Linked DNA regions of Mus musculus: region 2 is linked to region 1. A link is a contact called in ENCODE Hi-C data. All regions are on one chromosome and are shown on one strand. The core of a region is the stretch at or near the end of the contact, and the rest is flanking DNA. Distances in the headings are between cores, read along the strand shown. Region 1 has its middle 12 kb from the start of Lrfn3. Region 2 holds the start of Arhgap33 (Rho GTPase activating protein 33).

Region 1 (5,040 bases), core at 649-3,148:
CATATTGTGACCCTACTATATCCTGGGGCTCAGGATGATTGGTTTCACCTGGCAGGTGGGAGGGGGTAGGATGGAGAGTTGCTGGTTTCTTCAAGTTGTCCAGAGGGGATCTACTGTCCTCCTGCCCACATTTTACTGCAGAGAACTGGTCACACAGTTATCTGAGATACAAAAGGAGTTGAGACTGTTCCCAGCTCCCCCCCCCGCCCCCCCCACCCCAGCCACGGTCTATAAGCAGAGCATGAGGTACCACTAAACATCCCCAGACCCCAGTGGGCTGGGGAATCTCCCTTCATCTGCTAAATCAAGTCCTGCTCCAGGGAGAAGTTTCCAGTTCCACCCTCACTATCCATCTGCCTTTGGAGTACATGACCTCAAACTTGATCCCTTGGAGGACAAAGTGAGCCAGCCTTGACTTGTAGGTATGTTAGTTGCAGGTTTCCCAGCACTGTGACAAAACGCTGTACAGAAAGGACTTGAGGGGGAATGACTTATTTTGAGTCTTGGTTTCAGCGGGTCCAGTTCACCATGACAGAGAGGACAGATCAGAATAGCGCTTGTGGAAGGTGACCTGGAACAGGGGAATGCTGGGACCTTGGTTCTTTTTTATGGCCTCCTAGCCTGTGGAATGATGCTCTCAATTTGGGATAACTTGAATACCCGCCACTTCTCTCTGAAGATGCTTTTATGGACACACTCTGAAGTGTGTTTCACCAATCTCCCAGGGGCTTCCAAATGCAGTCAAGTTGATGATGGCGATTAGCCATTACTAGTCTTTAGGGTAACGCTGAGGGATGATGGTAAACAGGTACCACACTCCTCATAAGCATTCCATCAGGAAAGGCCTTCCTGTTGATGATAACAGTGATGGGCTTCAGGGACGTGATAAAAGCTGTATGGGATGAATCCACCTAGACCAAAAGAGAATCAGCTTCTAGGCAAAGGAGCGTCTGTGTACAGATCTGTGTGCTTATGGAATCATAATGACTCCAGCTCCCAACACAAACCACCGCTGATCCAACGCTAATCAGACATCTGATTTGTATGGATAGAACCTGTGTGGATTCATGTGCTAATTATAAATGTAGGTTGGTTGTAAACTTTGTCCTTGGGATGGGGCTAAGTCCTACATTTGGAAAGGAAGAGCATTGATAATCCCCAACTCAGAGATTCATAAGCTAATGGCCATTTTGAGTCAATTCGTGCCAATGACAACCTCAAGATAATTTAAAAATGGTCTGGGGAGATGGCTCAGTGAGTAAAGAACTTGCTATGCATGCATGTGGAGCTGAGTTCGGATTCTACTACACAGGTAATTCCAGGGCTAGGGAGACAGATACAGGGGGATCCTGCGCGCGTGCACACACACACACACCATAATTTTATTTTTAAATAGCTCAAAAGGACAGTAAGATATTCGTAGTCAAAAGGACACAGACTTTGAAGCCTGACAGCCTGGGTTCAAATCCCAGCTCTGTCACAGACGAGCTGAATGTCTCTGGCCTCTTCTCTAGACCTCAATTTCACTCCTGTAAAAGGGTTTGATAATAGCTCGAATGACCGTTGAGAGGATTAAATTAGCTAATACGTGTAAAGCTCTGAAGCAGTTCTTTGCCACATGAAAAGTGCTTATTCTGTAATAACCAACCATACAGCCAACAGTTGCTGTCCTGGTTTCATTTAATCCTCATACCGGGCTCTCCTCCAATTTCATTACTACAACCCTTTCTTGGCTCAGGTCTCGCAGCCTCATCTCTGTACTGGCTTCCCAGAGGTTCCTGGAGGACTCTGCATTCCCAACATTGTCCCCGCCCCTACTGCTGTCTTCTGAATTTTCAAACGTGGTCCTAACGGTCCTAACAACTAGCTGCCACCGGGAGGCAGCAACACACCATGGGGCTGCCGTGAGCGCGGCGCATTGTAGGACATGTAGTCTTGCTTATCAGATAAGTGTCGGCTCCCGCGTGGAGGAAGAACTACATTTCCCAGAAGGCATCACAGACACCCTCGGCCTCACCTTGTTCTGGTTTCGCCCCTTTAGTGCTCGCCTCACTAAATGCACAGAGCGGGTGAGGCATGGGATGTACGGGTATGGTTGGGGGATGTGGAGACTGAGCGAGCACCTTGCCCAAGAGGGTGGCGCTGCGCAAGAGGCCTGCTGATCCCACTGGACCTTAGCGGTAAAATTAGACCGGAGTACTGGTTTAGGAATCGCAGATGTCAAAATTGCTGATTAGTCTGGAGAGTCTAAGGCATTCCTTACTGGAGCAAATAAAGAGACCAGCATTTTGCACCATTGCAAATACCCCTTTAGCCAGCTTTCTCTCCTGTGTTTAAACTGTCCCATGTTGGCTAGGGAGTCTTTTCTCTGAGAGCCGTGGCTAAGTAAGAAAAACGAAAAACAAAACAAAAATCTTTCCTTTCTTTTCTTTTTCTTTCCAACCATGCCTCCCCACTTTAAAACCCTATTATGGTAATGTTTAGCTATTCACAAAAATAGAATTATATAACGATCCTCCAAGTTCCCATCTCCCAGCCTCAATTATTATCAACATATGGCCAATCTTGTTTTATTTATTCCGCCTCCCCCAACCAATTAGTTTAAAGCAAATCCCAGACAGCCTATAATTTCATCTATAAATACGTATCTCTAAAACACTGAGTTCTTAAAAAAAAAAGCCAGCACATATAAAACTAACAATATCTCTGATTGTTTTTATAAACTATCAATTCTTGGTTTGTTCAGATTATAATCCAGCCGGGCAGTGGTGGCACACACCTTTAATCCCAGCACTTGGGAGGCAGAGGTAGGTGGATTTCTGAGTTCGAGGCCAGCCGGGTCTACAGAGTGAGTTCCAGGATACACAGAGAAACCCTGTCTCGAAAAACCAAAACAACAACAACAGAACAAACAAAAAACCCCCCAGAGTCTGTACATTTTATTTGTTGGGAGTTTCTTTGTGTCTTTTATTCTATAAGTGTCCCCTCCCTCTCATCTGTGTCCAATTTGATGGGTTTCTTTTTTTGTTGTCCCCGCCCCCTCCAAGATAGAATTTCTTGGTGTAACAGCTCTGGCTGTCCTGAAGCTTGCTCTGTAGACCAGGCTGGCCTCAGACTCACAGAGATCCACTTGCTTCTGCCTCCCATGCTCTGGGATTAAAGGCCTGTTCTGACTCCGGAGCGCTGGCACTAAAGGTGTGTGCCACTGCCACCCAGCCTTTTTCTGTAATGTTAATAGTGTCAGTGTTGGCTTTGAGTCTTGTTAGCCTGGTTGTTATAAAACTACAGTGAGACTTTAGAAAGGAAACCTTTCCTGTTCCCCCTCCTTCTTTCCTTTTCGTTTTACAGAAACGAATGTCTTTGTGTGTGCATGCGTGTGTGCACATGTGCCAGGGTACACACGTGGATGCCAGAAGATAACCTCGGGAATTGGTCTTCACTTTCGACTTAGCTTGAAGTGACCTCTCTCTGGTTTGGGAGGTTAGGTTTGTTTGTTTTCTTTTTGCTAATGAGTATGCCAGACTAGATGGCATACTAGCTCCCAGGGTTTTTCCTGTCTCTACCAGCCTATTCAGAGGAGCACAGGGGATTGCAAACAAACACTACCACATTCAGCTTGACATGGGTCCTGGTTCTCACACCCGCATGGCAAATACTTTACCTACTGGTCTGCCCTCGAGGACCCACCCCCCGCCCCCGCAATTTAAACTTTTCATTGCTAATGTTCATCCTTGTCACTCCGGAGGGGAGCGACTCTCCATCTTCAGCTCATTGGTCCTGTTATGATAGCAGATGCTGGACTTGCTGGATGCAGTCCACATGGTAACCGGAGATGAAGACGGAGAAATGGCTCCATGTTGTTCCTTAAAGCAGCCTGAAGAGCTCCCTTAGTGGTTCAGGGACCCCGACTCTGGGAAAACTGGGTCTTTGGTTTTGTCACTAAAAAGAATTTCAGGGTAGGCCAGTATAAAATAGAGGTGGAGTTTGTTTAAAACTTTTTAAAAATATATATTTTAAAATAGAGGTGAAGAGAAAGAAAGGTGTTCTAGCACGAAGTGAGGCCTACCTGACGGCAGGGGCATGAGCTTTCCAAAGATGAGTCTCATGTCACCATCTTTACAATGGCCACATACAGGACTTTGGTGACAATGGAAGTTATCTCTAAAGAGTCGCTAAGGGTGGCTCCCAAGAGGCACCTGGCAGAATTACAACCGATAAGGTAAATTCTAGATGTCAGGGATACGGGAAGCTAGGATAGCTTCGGTGTAAACAAATTTCATAGCACTGTTCGTGAGAGTCCTGAAAGATGTGCAGGAGAGAAAGTACGCCCCTTCCCGAGATCACGCGCATTTAGGCCTGAAGCCTGGGCCATTGCTGGTTTGACACAGAAAACAATATTATCTGCATAGTGGAACTTTCACAGCAAATGTTAGTGCGGTGACGCTCTTGCTTCTCGGCCGGCAGAGAGGCCTCCACCAGGCTCCAGGATAAGCAGCTTCTTTTCCTTCTCATGCTGCCACAATTACCTCTTCCGTCTCTCCAGCCTCACACACTGGTGACTCTTGGGTCCTCACTGAGATGTGCTCCCAGGACAAAATGTAGCCCGGATCTTAAAGACTTAGTATGACAAACAGAGTGAAAAAAAAAAGTCTTAATCACTTAAAATGTAGATGACGTGTTGAACTGATAGCAGCGTGATATGTCAATGATAAAATATGTGGTAGAGCTCATGTAGCCCAGGATGGCTTCAATTTCTTTATGCAGCCAAAGATAGCCTTGAACTCTTCATGCCCCTGCCTCTAACATCCAAGTGCTGGGGCTCTGGGTACAAGCCACCGTGCCCTCCTTGATTTGTGAATGATTAACTAAGTAATCAAAGACAAGGGAAAGATAATTTAAGTTAACTTCGTCTGTTTCTTTTGTGCTTTAAAACCGTGTGTGTGTGTGTGTGTGTGTGTGTGTGTGTGTGTGTGTGTGTGTGTGTATGAGTCTGGGTGTGTGCATGTGTGTGTGTGTGCCACTGCCTGAACCACTTCCACT
Region 2 (5,102 bases), core at 1,613-4,112, 160 kb after region 1:
GGACTGGCCAGGAGCGGCCCTGTTGAGGCAGGCAAGACAGAGGGTGCAGACTCCATTACACAGAGCTGAGGACTACAGAGGCTAGCTAGTCCATGTTAGACGAGAGGCAGAGGCAGCCTCACCTGACAGGTCACCTGTACCCCAAAGACCAGCTCATTTTCTCCAGAGAGGCTGGGGCCCTCACGCTCTGGAGACAGCAGGAGCTGCAGAAGGAAACAGAAACCAAAAGGAGGGCTTTAGTTTTGTTCCAGACCTAACCTTTCTTGGCTGAGACTATCTAGGGGTAAATCCGTGTTCCCCATTGGGCCTCCTCAAGGACAGGGCGTGACGGTGTCACTGTCTGGGTAGAGAGTCTTGTCACAGAGCAGAGCCTATCAGAACCCTGGTGTGGAGGAATAAATAGAAAAATAAAGGGATGAAGCAGTGCCTCCCGGCCAGCTGGGACCTTGGCTTTCTGCAAGTGTCTGCTCGAGCATGCAGGTGGCCAGGGCTCAGGGATGGGCTTCTGGGGTATAGTGGCTGCTAGCAGTTCACCTCCCTGCCTGAGCACAAGTTCGCATACCTGAATGTGGCCAAAGTCAACATTCTCATAGTGGAAATGGGCACAGTCAGCCAGCCGGGGGAAAGGGCCTCGAGGAGCTGAGAGCCTGGAAGACAAGCAAAATATCATCCACAACAAAATATCATCTCCTGGGGCTTCCCTCCTCCCTCAGCTAAACCCTCTGGCATCCTCTCACCTCTTCCCAGGCTTCCCCTTTGTACCCGGCCCCCCAGTAGTGGGTACGGGCTGCACTGAGCCCTCCCCTGGGCCATCCAGGCTGTCAGTGCTGCGGGCCTGTAGAGCAGAGAGAGAATCAGAGGCCCCCAGAGATGGGAGCGGGAACAACAGGAGCATTGTTATCTGCAAGCTTGGGCCTTGGGCCAGGAGGCTCTCCACACTGTCCTGCAGCGTGGGGTAAAAGGGCAGGTCAGCAGGAGATGAGTGCTGGGCTGGAGTCAGCCTGTTTCTTCCTGTGTGGTCTGGGAGGAAGGACTGGAGGTGCAGGGACCAAGGGTGAGCAGGCAACAGGAGCGAGGGCATGCCGATCCTGTCTGTGCGTGTTTAAGACCCTTCTGTAGCAACCATACAGCAAGGGTACGGTCACTTGCCACTGTCCACATCTCAGTCTTCTGTTCCCAATCTTTCCCCCTCCTGGCATGATGCTTTCCACAAAGTACAAATGTGATTGGTTTTCCTGCTTCCGTGACTCTCAGGAATTCTAGATGAGGTTGGACTTCTCAGGTCTGAGAGCCAAGCTTCCTTGAGCTGGGTTCCGTTTGCCACTCCAGTCCTGTCTCTCCCCTGCTGCCCCAATTCTCAGAGCTCTGAACTTTTCAGAACACACGTGCCAGCTTCTCATTTACCTTCTATGCCTTTGCAAAGGCTATTCCTCAGACTGGAATGTGGTTTGCACACCGTCACTAGGTTCTCTCCTCCTCATTCCTCATGTGTGTTCCTTCAGAAAGCCCTCTCTGTCCATCTAAGGCTGTTTCAGACAATTGTCTCCATCCCATCCTGTGGGCTTTCTCCATCCCATACTACACAACTATACCTGAGCTTATCCATCTCACTCTGAGATGCTTCCTGCAAGGAACTCATCTCTCCCTTTGGAAATAGGGCCCCAGGCTGACACCCTCACCCCCACCCCCGCCAATGCCCAACAGAGATCAGCACAGAGTTAGTACTGTATGTATGATTCTTCTCTGGGTCCCTGACACGCAGTGCCAATCCAGTTGCACGGCATAGACTGGGCAACTCTGATGAATAAAATAACCAGCTGCCAGATGGGGATTCGGGGATTTGCTAGACTGGGCTTTTTCCCTCCTCCGTGTCCCTGCAACCCCAAGTTCATCCCTGGGTCTCACCCTCAGAGTCTGTCCCCTGCCAGCCCATGAAGCTCCCCAAGGCAGGATGGGATCTGACTGTTTCTGTGCCTGGAGCATGGGGCCTGCACAGAGGAGGTCTCAGTGAATGTCTGTGGAGTGAGGGAATGAATGGATGAATGAGCGGGAGCAGTATGGAGGAGGGGAGATGAAGACAAGGAGATGGAGAAGCCCCAAGGCTCAAGTGGAACGGAGGCGGGAGGCGCGATGTTGGCCTCGAGTAAGGATCGGGAAGCGGCGGGAGAGACTTCGATAAAGGTTCAGATCGATGTCGGTGGAGGGATTGAGAGCGCGTGGCGTGGGATGAAAATGAAGAAGAAAAGGGTCAGGCAGGGGATGGAGTGAGATGGGGGTGGGGCTCAGGAATGAGAAAGGGGCTGTTGGGAGCAGGAGGTGGTGGTCGGGAGGGTGACTGGGGATGAGGATGCTGAGGAGGGCGCTGGAGTGGGGGCTGGTTTCCAGGGAGCCTCGGCAGACGCCTGCAGGGGGGAAGCCCTCATGGGGCGCGCGGGTCCTTCCCTGAACCAGCCCCCTTTTCTCAAGTCCGGATCCTCCGCCACTGTCACCCCTTTTTCAGGGCCCAGAAGGGGGAGGGAGGAAATGTGCGCTGAGGGGGCGGGGTCGAGGCCCGGGCCGCGACCCAGGACCGCACCGAGGTGGAGACCGTAGGGGACCGCGAGGAAGGGTGAGGGGCGGCGCGCAGGCCGCGGGCTCGGGCGGGGCCGGGGGCGGGGCGCGCAGGGCGGGGCCGCGCGGACAGACTGGCACGCGGACACACAGACTGATGGCCCCGAGGGCCCCTCACCACCATGGTCGCGGTAGCCTCCTCAGACCCCGGCGGCTTTCGAGCCCTCGTTCGCAGTCCTCGCCACCGCCGCCTCCGCCGCCATGGTGACACAAAGGGGAGGGCGTGAGGCGCGCGCGGGCGGTCGCAGGCTCCTCCCCTAACGGCTGCCGGGGGGGTCTCTGGCGCGCGCCCCATGAGGGGCGGGCCAGCGGGCACGCGGAGGCCCTTCTCATTGGCTCCAGTTTTGGCCTGAGGGCTACGCCCCGCCCACAAGGCGGCTGCTTATTGGCTTTGAGTGCTGCTCTACTTCCCGCCCCCATCCCCGCCCCGTCTCTCCAGTCCCACCCCCCGAAGTTTGACAGCGCCACGCCCATGGATGGTTGGCATTGGCTGTCAGGGCCCTCCTGAGATAAAACCCTGTATTCTTTATGCTCCGCTGCCGCCACTTCTCTCCTTAAGCAGCCTGCCCTTTCCTCCCGCGGTCGCTCCTCGGACGTGCTTCATTGGGTTCGCCTACGACTATCCCCCACAAGCAGCCTTTTCGAAATGCGGGTCCTCCAGTCCCCACGCTGTCAGTCCTGATCCTGACCCCGCCCACAAGCTTTTTGATCTCGCACACCCCGCTGTGTCCCCACCCTAGGCTCTGTGCGACTTGGCCTCCCCCTATTCACTGGACATCTTTCCTTGTTTCCCTATATTCGCTTATTTGAGGCTAGCCTTTGACATCTTTTTCTAGGAAAAGCTTCTGTATGGAATGCTATGACATTCATGCCTCTCAGAAAGCCAGGTGCAGTCTTTTTTCTTTTTTTAAACGATAGAGAAGTGCCTAGAAAGCATTGCAGCCACACCCTTTCCGGAAGGATGCTTTCACTGATCTGGACCTGAGCAGGCCTCTCGTTTCGGTAGCACGCTCCCGGTCCAGGCTTTTAAAGACTTTGATTATTTAATTCGGGGATATACCAATAATCAAAAAAAAAAAAAATACAGCCTTACCCATATGGAAGCTCAAAGGCTAGTATGAACTAGGTGATTTCGGTTTGTAATCTCAGCACTGGAAAAGTGGGTGCAGGAGAATCATGAATTTGAGGCCAGCTTGAGCTGCATAGTGAAAATCTGTCTCAAACAAACCAAATTAGGGACTGGAGAGATGGCTCAGCAGTTAGCACTGACTACTCTTCCAGAGTCCTCAGATTTCTACTCCCTGTTCCAAGCACCCACATGACTGTTCACCAGCTACAGCTCCAAGATGTCCAGAAGATGCTCTCTGTGGGCACTAGGCACACATGGAACCCCCAACATATACACAGGCAAAATACCTGTATGCATTAAATAAAAAAATTTAAAACCTCCAAATCAAAGGCTGATGGGGGAAGATAATGAACAAAATAAATATAAATATGTATCATCCGAGAGAAAAGCTAGTTGGGATGGCGAAATATGGAAAGTGCTGGGTGGGGGGAGGGAATAAGTGTAATGAGTGATGATGCTACTAAGTTTTGGGGGTGGTTTGTTACCCAGCCACAGTTAAGATGGCCTCGGTCAAGTAGGTAATCTCAGCTTAAGTGTGACTTCCTCGGGCAGCCTTCTAGTGCCCCCTCTTAACTTGATCAGGATGTTATTGTGAATATCTTCTATTGTTCCTTGTGTCTAAACAGCTACCTCCTTATTGATTCAATCAAGTGTGTGGTTTGTTCAAAAGGATGAAAACCCACATTTATCTTGTTTCTGACATAGAGAATTGCATGTCAGAAATCTATCCCATTTCCCTTCATAAATCCCATACATATATCAAAACAACATTGATCTCAGATTAAAGAATCCCAGAAACCCTGTCTTAAAAAACCAAACCAAACACACACACACACACACACAAAAACCCTCAACCTAACCCTCATCATATATAGTTGCCATCATTTTATTTATGAAAAGTTCTAAGATAGGGAAAGTTGACACCCACACATCCACCAGCTAGCTCTTATCATTAAAACATTTTACTATATTCATTTTGTCTTACATCTACTTATTGCTTTACTCACCCATCCAACTCATCTTTGGGAATGTTTCAAAACAGATTAGGCTGGGTGGGTGTGGTGGCCCACATCTGTAATCCCAGCACTTGAGGATGTGAAGGTAGGAGACTCAGTCCAAAGCCAGGCTTAGGTTACATAGTGAGTTGGAGCCTAGATCTTAAATGATCCTATTTCAAAAGACAAACCATTGCATCCATACTATCCTGGAATTTTCCTCACTTCCTTTTTTTTTTTTAATGGTTTTTCGAGACAGGGTTTCTCTGTGTAGCCCTGGCTGTCCTGGAACTCACTCTGTAGACTAGGCTGGCCTTGAACTCAGAAATCCGCCTGTCTCTGCCTCCCAAGTGCTGGGATTAAAGGCG

What was found. A loop is a pair of places that touch in the nucleus more often than their neighbours do.
Region 2: a map of heart shows a loop between it and region 1 (2.5-fold over the local background). The contact joins the promoter of Arhgap33 here to the enhancer-like site in region 1. A Hi-C loop is called at or near these places in 1 of 37 maps with a recorded cell type or tissue (heart).

Annotation. Positions count from the first base shown.
Region 1 is chr7:30,371,778-30,376,817 of GRCm38, forward strand. No RefSeq gene overlaps it. Among named protein-coding and RNA genes, the nearest start is that of Lrfn3, 12 kb to the left of the region's middle. Within about 2 kb of position 1,899, at least 1 of the 3 ENCODE cell types and tissues checked has a DNase peak (open chromatin) inside an H3K27ac peak, as active enhancers do; it is heart, where a contact is called at or near this core.
Region 2 is chr7:30,532,198-30,537,299 of GRCm38, forward strand. Arhgap33 (Rho GTPase activating protein 33) reads right to left here and starts at 2,863. Exons shown (of 22, transcript NM_178252.3): 1 at 2,729-2,863; 2 at 1,906-2,015; 3 at 738-835; 4 at 563-647; 5 at 123-203; 6 at 1-19. The coding sequence starts at 1,983.